Regions from separate parts of the Homo sapiens genome. Here region 2 is linked to region 1. A link is an interaction called in ENCODE POLR2A ChIA-PET data of the cell type or tissue named here. Cell type or tissue: MCF 10A. All regions are shown on one strand. Each heading gives the region's core, and the rest is flanking DNA. Links, peaks and the distances in the headings are about the cores only.

Evidence for each region. ChIA-PET counts read pairs that join two places held together with the same protein. Peaks named below come from ENCODE experiments on the same cell type or tissue, not always from the same donor. Only the 100,000 strongest peaks of a DNase experiment are listed, where the experiment ranks them.
Region 2: POLR2A ChIA-PET joins it to region 1 with 6 read pairs; 5 of 35 experiments call an interaction of 5 or more read pairs at or near these places.

Annotation. Positions count from the first base shown.
Region 1 is chr12:92,559,608-92,564,010 of GRCh38, forward strand. The region is part of intron 1 of LOC105369905 (a long non-coding RNA gene); the gene reads left to right. Among named protein-coding and RNA genes, the nearest start is that of LINC02397, 95 kb to the left of the region's middle. RefSeq lists a silencer at 1,476-1,555. In MCF 10A, for the core only: no CTCF peak of the experiment used is centred there; a DNase peak (open chromatin) is centred at 2,174.
Region 2 is chr12:92,613,882-92,618,284 of GRCh38, forward strand. All of the region lies in intron 1 of LOC105369905 (a long non-coding RNA gene), which reads left to right. All of the region lies in intron 1 of LOC124902983 (a long non-coding RNA gene), which reads right to left. Among named protein-coding and RNA genes, the nearest start is that of PLEKHG7, 87 kb to the right of the region's middle. RefSeq lists a silencer at 2,398-2,598. In MCF 10A, for the core only: no CTCF peak of the experiment used is centred there; DNase peaks (open chromatin) are centred at 790 and 2,030.

The DNA of each region.
Region 1 (4,403 bases), core at 293-4,292:
ACAATAATAGTATAAATTAGATAAAATCCCATTTGGCCACCAGCTGCAATTCCAGTTTCCTCCCCAGGATCAGGTATGTCTACTCCTAGATCTTTTTCTGTGTATGTATGTACCTTTAAAATATATACAGTATCGTTTGATAGTTTTTTAAACTTTTATTTTAAGTTCGGGGTACATGTGCAAGTTTGTTATATAGGTAGAATTGCGTCATGGAGGTTTGTTGTACAGATTATTTCATCACCCAAATATTAAGCCTCGTACCCATTAGTAACTTTTCCTGACCCTCTTCCTCCTCCCACCCTCTGTTCTCTGAAAGGCCTCAGTGTGTGTTGTTCCCCTCTATGTATCCGTGTGTTCTCATCATTTAGCTCCCACTTATAAGTGAGAGCATGTGGCATTTGGTTTTCTGTCCCTGAGTTACTTTGCTAAGGATAATGGCCTCCAGCTCCACCCAGGTTCCTGAAAAGGACATGATCTTGTTTTTATGGCTGCATAGTATTCCATTGTGTATAGGTACCACATTTTGTTTAGCCAAGTTTGATAGTTTTTTTTAAATAAATGTTATTATAGCACTCATGTTCAAATTTCATGTTTTAAATTTATCTATATGTTTTTGAGAGCATTCTAAATCAGAACTGTGTGACCTTTAAAAGAAGAAAAACCCAGTACCATTTTTTAAAAGCACCCTCACTCCAAAATAGAGATGGCATAACCCTACTGAAGTGGTCTGCTACTTCCCTTTTAGTAACAGTGAAACCTAGCAAAGTCTTCCAAAGGAAAAAACTAGAAAAAAATTAAAGGAGTAACAGTTTGAGTGGCATATACACAGAAGAATGAGGGGCACTGTTTTATGGAAACTAATCTGTAGGTGAAACAATATGGGCATTGTCACCTGGAGATTTGCCATGAAGTGAGTCCAGATCCATTTCTTGATAAAGTCTACATAAATAACCAGACTATTCAGTTTACCAGTACATCTCATTCCTATAGCAATCTGGAGTATTGGATTGCATTAAGGTTCTACTCACTGAAGTAATCCCTTCACAGACTTCAACATGTTAATCTCTTTACTTGCTTACTGTTTCCATAATGTAAGCTCATAAAGACAGGAATTGCATCTCTCTTATTCCCTGCTGCAGTGCAATTACCTTACTCAGTAGCTGTCACATAATTGGGGCTCAACAAGTCATTGTTTAATGAGTGAATAAACCCAAAGACACATGATTAATTAGTGGTTCAATCACCCATGACCATTGTACAGTAGAGATGACCTAAACAGTTATAGATTTACAGCAGTCACTAATAACAAGTCATCAAAGTAAAACTCAACTGTGACAGATTAAAAGGAGCATAAATTCTAGAGTCAGTTACCTGGGTTAACAAAACGTATTCACCACATGCTTGCTGTGTGACCTTGGTCAATTTTCTTAACCTCTCTGGTATAATTTGAATATTTGTTCCTGCCCAGATCTCATGTTGAATTGTAATCTCCAATGCTGGGGGTGGGGCCTGGTGGGAGGTGTTTGGATCATGGGGGCCGGTCCCTCATGAATGGGTTGGGCCATCTCTTTGGTGTTAAGTGAGCTCACGCTCTAAGTTCACAGGAGATCTAGTCATTTAAAAGTGTGTGGTGCCTCTCACCCCCACTCTCTCTCTCTTGCTCCTGCTCTGGCCATGTGACGTACCTGTTCCCCTTCACCTTCCACCATCATTATAAGCTTCCTGAGGCCTCCCCAGAAGCCAAGCAGATGCCTGCACTATGCTTCCTGTAGAGCCTGTAGAGCCGTGAGCCGGTTGAATATCTTTTCTTTATAAATTACCCAGTCTCAGATATTTCTTTATAGAAATGCAAGAATGGCCTAATATACTCTCTCTTCAGTTTCTTTATCTGTAATAATGACAATAATCAAATCTTTAGAATTTTGCCAGGACTAAATGAAGTAATGAATTAAGGCATCTAATAATGTGTGAGACAATGAGTAGGTGCTTAGTAAATGTCAGTGCTGTGCCTATTTTCCCTCCGCCCACTTGCCACCTCTTTTCTAATAATAAGACCAAGTTTATTTACCCTGATAAGCACGTCTCTTCTCTCATTTCCATTTGTGGCAATGTAGGCAACCACTTCTTTCTCTTTCAGTGCTGACCTACTGTTTTGTTGGAAACAGTCCCAGGGCTCTGGGCTTTAGAGATTGCTGTTGGATTGCGAAGCATTATGGACCAAATCCAAGTGCTGCAGCACATAATGGCTCTGGCCATTTAAAAAATCTAAACTGCTGTAGCTATTTTATGGGGTGCAATATATATCCAAAATTTTATAATAGGGTTACCAAATGCAGTGCTCTAAAAATCAAGAATCATTCAAAATTTTCTCATCTCTCCACAGAAATAAATTGCTATGTTGGTTAAAACAGACACCTTGCTCAGGAGTCTGAGGTTTTCTCTAAGATGTTCCACAATTATCATTTAAAGCCAGTGCATGTTATTCAAACAGGAAAAGGTAGAATTCTTAACTTAACTTCACCAGAATTAGACTTTCATTCTGTGATATTCGTTATCCAATTCCCAACATTTCCGGTACCTCCAACTCTCTTAGATCTACCCTCAATCCCCTTATTTACAGAGTCTTCAAGTCTCAGAAACACTTGCATTTATCCTGTCATGTACACACCCTAAAAGTCATCCTAGGTCTTTAAAAAGACTTACAGATGACCGAGCCAAACACAATCCTTTCCCTATTCTAAGTCTTACTCTTCTCAACATTTGAGACTGCCTTTGCTTAGACCACTGGGGCAGATCTATTGTGTTGCTACCTGAGTGCTCTCCTAGCAATTAGACATGTCTTTAAAACAGGACATGTATTACTTCTTCTTTATCTTGCATTATAAACTTGAGCAATGTCTGGCTTGATGAAGGCAGTGTTTCTACTATCTTGGTTGGGTTCCAACCATAACCTTTGAGTAGAGAACAGTTTGGGCAACTTATAAATCTTGTTTTAAAAAGTAAATCAACTTCTTGCTTTGAGATCTGGGTCATTTCAAGAATAGCTGGAGTACTCCATTCACCCTTGGCCTGAAGATTACATCTTTTCCCCAAAGTTCTAGCAAGAGCCACCCAGTTAGAATTATAGTCAATAGGATTAGCTAAATGTACTACACCCAAAACACAAGCAGCAGCTGGATTACCATCCTACAGCTCACCTGTTGGTAAATGTTGATCTTATAGTTCTTATTTATATAAACCTCAAAGCCTGGAGGAACTCATACCCCACTCAGACATCATCACAAGAGAATTCTGAAGTGGAAATTAACAGCTAAATGGACCTGTATAGGACTAAAAATATATATCTATGTATTTTATTAAAATACATATGTTATTAAAATATATATTATTAAAATATATTTTTAATTAAAATATATTTATTAAAATATATATATTATATATATATATTATTAGTTCTAGATTCCAGTATTCTTTTTTTGGTCTAAATTTGTAAGACTCAGCAAAGACATTCATCCAGGACATCTATAGCTTGCTGTGAGCCTTTGCTGTCTTCAGTAACCAGCATGCGAATTTCATAGAGATGCCAATGGAGAGAAAGATACAAGGCTTCCTTCCCTTTAAGAGGCATATAATCAAACTAGTCCAAGAAAGCTAGTTTGACAAAAGTCAAGGGAAGGAGGGGAATAGGGAAATATATGTTAAACTACATGGCTAGTTAAACATTAGTCCTGCAGGCCGAGTATTTGCTGGGAAAAGGGGGACCCTCATCAGTTACTTCAGGAGCTAGATTTTTCCATGGCCCCAAATATCCTTAGTGTGTTGTATGTCCTTCCAAGGATTGGTGTCTGCACTACACAATGCCCAATCATCTTAAAGTACAGTATGTCTTCTAGTATTGGTGGTTCCTTACAGCAGCTTATTCAAGTATCTTAATTCTTTAAATCTGGAAAAGAGACAAAGAGAAATATAGGCTACAAATTTCATCCTCAGAATGTATCATCAGCTCACTAGTTAACTATAGTATTTCATTAGTAATAAGATAAGGCAAAGATGAAAATAATAACTGAAAATGCACACATTTCAGACAAAAAAATCCCAGCCCAATTAAAATTATAAATTAAAATTTTATATCTCACTATCTCTCTGTATTTTAAAAAGCAATTTGCCTCAACCCCAACATAAGTTGAACCACTTAAATTGCAGTGACAAAATCAAAGCTTTGTTCTGAATATTGGGAGCTGAGATCTATTTTGCTACATATCTTGTAAAATTATCCCCAATTTCAGGACATAGAGCTACAGCATTAGAAAACCTTATGTTTCTTTTTGTATCATGCAATGAATTTTAAACAGTCTGTTTTTCCATTGCAGCCTTTTTTCTACTGGTGGTGAGCAGTGGGATGG
Region 2 (4,403 bases), core at 251-4,250, 54 kb after region 1:
TAATTGACTCTCATTCTGGATTTTGATTCTTTGTGGCAGTTCTGCACTAGAGGGTAGTTTCAGGGAAGATTTTCATTTCTGCTAACTTGTTTTACAAAGAGAAGTTATGACATTATAGCAACTTTCTATCATCTATAGAAATCTCTTTTAAAAAAATTCAATAACATTTCCAATGTGAGTCATGAGTGGGTTTGAATGAATACCATTTTATTTTGTCTCTTCATTTTCAAATGTCTCCTCCAAAATGTGCTCACGTAATGATATTTTTAAAATAATGTTTATAGATTTTTTAAATAGCATTTTTAGATGGCTCATATGTCAACCATTCCTCTGGAAATTTATTGGCTTATAGGGAATGTTTGTCTGACACACTGTTTCTAACCGCCCTGCACAGACTGAAACTTCATGCACTTGCCTCAGGTCCAAGAGAAGTCTTTCTCCAAAAACCAGGAAGGATGTAGCCCAGGTGAAGTGTGCTACAGAGGGAGATGATGAGTTGCATCATAGCTGCCTCAAGTAAGGAACTCTGTTGAGGGACAATTTATCCAAGCTCACCAGGTCTTAACATTGAGAGTATACATAGTTGGCTGTTGAAATTCACAGCCAACTAGAAATGCCCACATGGCCTCTGAAACTCTAAGACAATAAAAGCCCTTGGGGAAGGATGTATTGCTCCTTCATTGCCTTAAAATACAGATTAATATGACAGTTCCAGGAATTTGGAAATTGAGCTTCCCAACCAGCCACTCCCAGAGGATGCCAACCCACAGCTTTGCCTGCAACTGGGCAATGTGGTTTTGACCAATTCTGGGAACACGCTCAATGTTTTGAAAGAGCCGAAGGGGACCAAACAGAAAATGTGGTAAAAGGGCCCAGTGGCATACATTTTTTGTGTGTGTCCGTCATCCTCTTGAAATAAAAATGGATTTTTTTTCAAATGCAAGCTAGAGAATAACCATTTCCATTCTTGCAATCCAGCCAGGTCTGGGACGAAAGCAAGTACTGCAGAAAGAGGATGAAACAGCAGCAGCACACAAACCATGGGGTGGAGAAAGGGAAGATAAAAAACGCTCCTAATGTCCTCAAAACAAAAATTTGATCGAAGCACACACCTCTCAGTCTTGAAACACAGTATAAAAACTATTTTAGAGAACAAAAGACCCTTGAAGGAAGAATAAAAACAAAGGAATGGCCAAAAGAAAGAGAGAGGGGGTGAAACAATGACATTCTTCAAGACCAGGAAAGAAATTCATCCTAAAATAAAGAGCACTAAAAGATAACTACAAAATAGAAATATAAAATGACTATGAAATGTTGGGCCAGGAAGCCAGTATGACAATATTTTCTCATAAAATGATATACTATTTCATCACCATATGCTTTAGGAAAATCCAATATGTTCCTGACAGACTTCTAACATTTTTTCCCCAAGATGGTTAAAGCTTTAAGGAATGTGTCAAAGATACTTAGCACCCACTGCATTTTTGAATATTACACATTGGTAATTCTCTGGTTCATGAATTTTAATAATACTACTGCAATTCAGTTTTCCAATCATTCTCCCCAGCACTAGCTGATAAAAACATCCAATAGCAGATCCTGTTTTGGTTTTGTTCCAGTATACTGCTAAATCTGCAAATGGAAATATATATACACATACAGACACATATATATTATATATATTTGAAATTTTATGTATATTTTGTATTTATATATAAAAGAAAAAAGTATGGTAAGACTTGGGATAAAAACATTATTTGAAGAATTATTTCAAAACACTGGTTGGTATTTCAAAATACAGCTCACTAGTTATTGAGGAAAAGAAATGAACATTAAGGATTTAATGGATTCAATTATAGATATACTACTTTAAGTAACACAAATAAGAGTTAAACAAGAGTATGAAATGAGTTATTGTGTGCTATTTGCTCAATATACTTCCATGTGGAGGAGTTTCTAAGCTATTGTTGCTACATCTCTCCCCTCTCTTTCCAACTGTATTTGCATTCTTCTAACCACCTATGGCTTTCTATTGTGCTATTCTAGCTTCATCACAAATGATGTATCATACCTGGGAATGTGCCCGGTGAACTATAAGGTATTACGTAAATAGAGAATTAGGAGCTGTGCCATTAATAATAATGTCTTATATTAGTATAAAATTAAAATAATTGATTTTTCCTTTTTATCTGGCTTCTCTTTCTTTATTCTTCTATTTTATTTGTTACTTATCTTTGTTATATTATCAAAGTTACTTTATTCTTTCAGCCACACAAGCTTCAAATGTACTTGTCTTTCATTCTTCCTTTTCCCCACCTTACTCTCTCCAATAACCAAGCTCTATTAGTTCTCTACTGTTTCCTCCACTAACTGGCCTTTACAATGGTCTGTCCTATTTTCACCAATACTTCCTCAAACCAGGCTCTCAATATCTCACACCTTGACTATGCTGAAAATATCTTAATAGTATCCTGCTTCCAATTTGGGTCCTCTCCAATTCATTGCTTTTGTTGACACCAAGTAGATCTTTCTTAAGTGCTGCTTTAAACTTGTTACTCCTCTGCATAACCACAAAGACAGCCACTATTGATAAGACAAAGAATAAAGTTCCCATGTCATAGCTCAGGGCCAAAGTAGAGGCCCCAGACTTCTTGTAGGTGCACCTTCCATTATTTCTCAACACAAGCCCTTTTCTCCAGGTGGATGGTTCCACTTCCACAAACTGTGAGAGATCCAGTGGCTATATACCCTGCCTGAAGCACCTTCTTTTCTTTCCATATATTCTCTGTAAGTCCCATGAAGCTCTGAAGCCACCATTGCCCAAGAGATTCTCTTGGCTTGAGCAACCTACTGGGTGTTCATTGAAAATCAACTGTGCAACAAATGGCTGCAGGACTGCCATGCCACTATTGAGTCTGTCAAGTTGTCTTTTAGTTTCCTCAAATAGATTTTAAGCTTTGTGAAAAATGGGGCCTTCAAGTAACACTTATTAAGTACCTGCTGTGTGCAGGGTCCTGCTTGAAGTGCCTCAAAAAATAGGGGTAGATTATACATTTTGGGCATTTAATGACAACAAATATGGTACTGTGCATATCATGGCTGTCCAATGCACATCCTGAGTGAATGGATTTCCATTATTTTTATACTGTAAAACTATAATTTTAGACTTCCACTGCCAAAATTAAGTTCCACAAATGCCTTTTTCTTTGTATGGTAGGGAAACTATGGTGAAGAAAAATGAAATATCATATTAAATCAATGCATTTTGTAATAAAATTAGTATCATAATGCCCATTTCTGCTTTCTAGTCTGCTGTTCTAACTGCCAAGCCCTTCCATGTGTCTTCAAGAGAATGTTGGAGACAATATATTTCTCATTTAAGAAATGAGAAGGCTGAGCACGGTGGCTCACGCCTGTAATCCCAGCACTTTGGGAGGCCGAGGTGGGTGGATCATGAGGTCAGACTGACACCATCCTGGCTAACGCGGTGAAACTCTGTCTCTACTAAAAATACAAAACATTAGCCGGGTGTGGTGGCATGCGCCTGTAGTCCCAGCTACTCAGGAGGCTAAGGCAGGAGAATCACTTAAACACAGGAGGTGGAGGTTGCAGTGAGCCAAGATTGTGCCACTGCACTCCAGCGTGGGTGACAGAGCAAGACTCCGTCTCAAAAAAAAAAAAAAAAGAAAAGAGAAATGGTACATTACTCCAGCCCACTTACCACGTGACCCAAAATGCTGTTAGTTTTGAGTGGCGCCTAGAATAAAAGAAGATTCTGCAACAGGTCCAGGCTGCTATGCAAGCTGCCCCTCCACTTGGGCCATGGAATCTAGTAGATCTAATGGTGCTCGAAGTGTCCATGGAAGATGGGGATGCTGTTTGGAGCCTTCTTCAGGCCCCCATAGGTTAATTGCAGCTTAGACTGTTAGAATTTTGGAACAAGGCCCCACCACCATCCACAGCTAACTACTTTTCTTTCAAGAAACAGCTTTTGGCCTGTTATTAGGCCTCGGTAGAAACTGAACACTTGACCAGGGGCTGAGTTACCCTGTCACCTGAGATGCCCATCATGAACTGGCATTTGTCTGACCCTCCACATCACAAAGATGGGTGCATACAGCAGCACTTCATCATCAAGTGGAAGTGGCATACATGTGATTGGGCCCAAGCAGGACCTGAAGGCACAAGTTATAAGAAGTGGCTCAAATGCCCTTGGACCCCACTCCTGCTACATTGCCTTCTCTCTCCCAGCCTGCACCTATGGCCTCAGAGGGAGTGACCTATGATCAGTTGACAGAGAAAGACTCAGGCCTGGTTTACAGATGGTTCTGCATAATACGCACTTCTCTGCTAGTTCTTCCACTAACTAGCCTTTACAACTGTCTGTCCTCTTCCCATTGCTA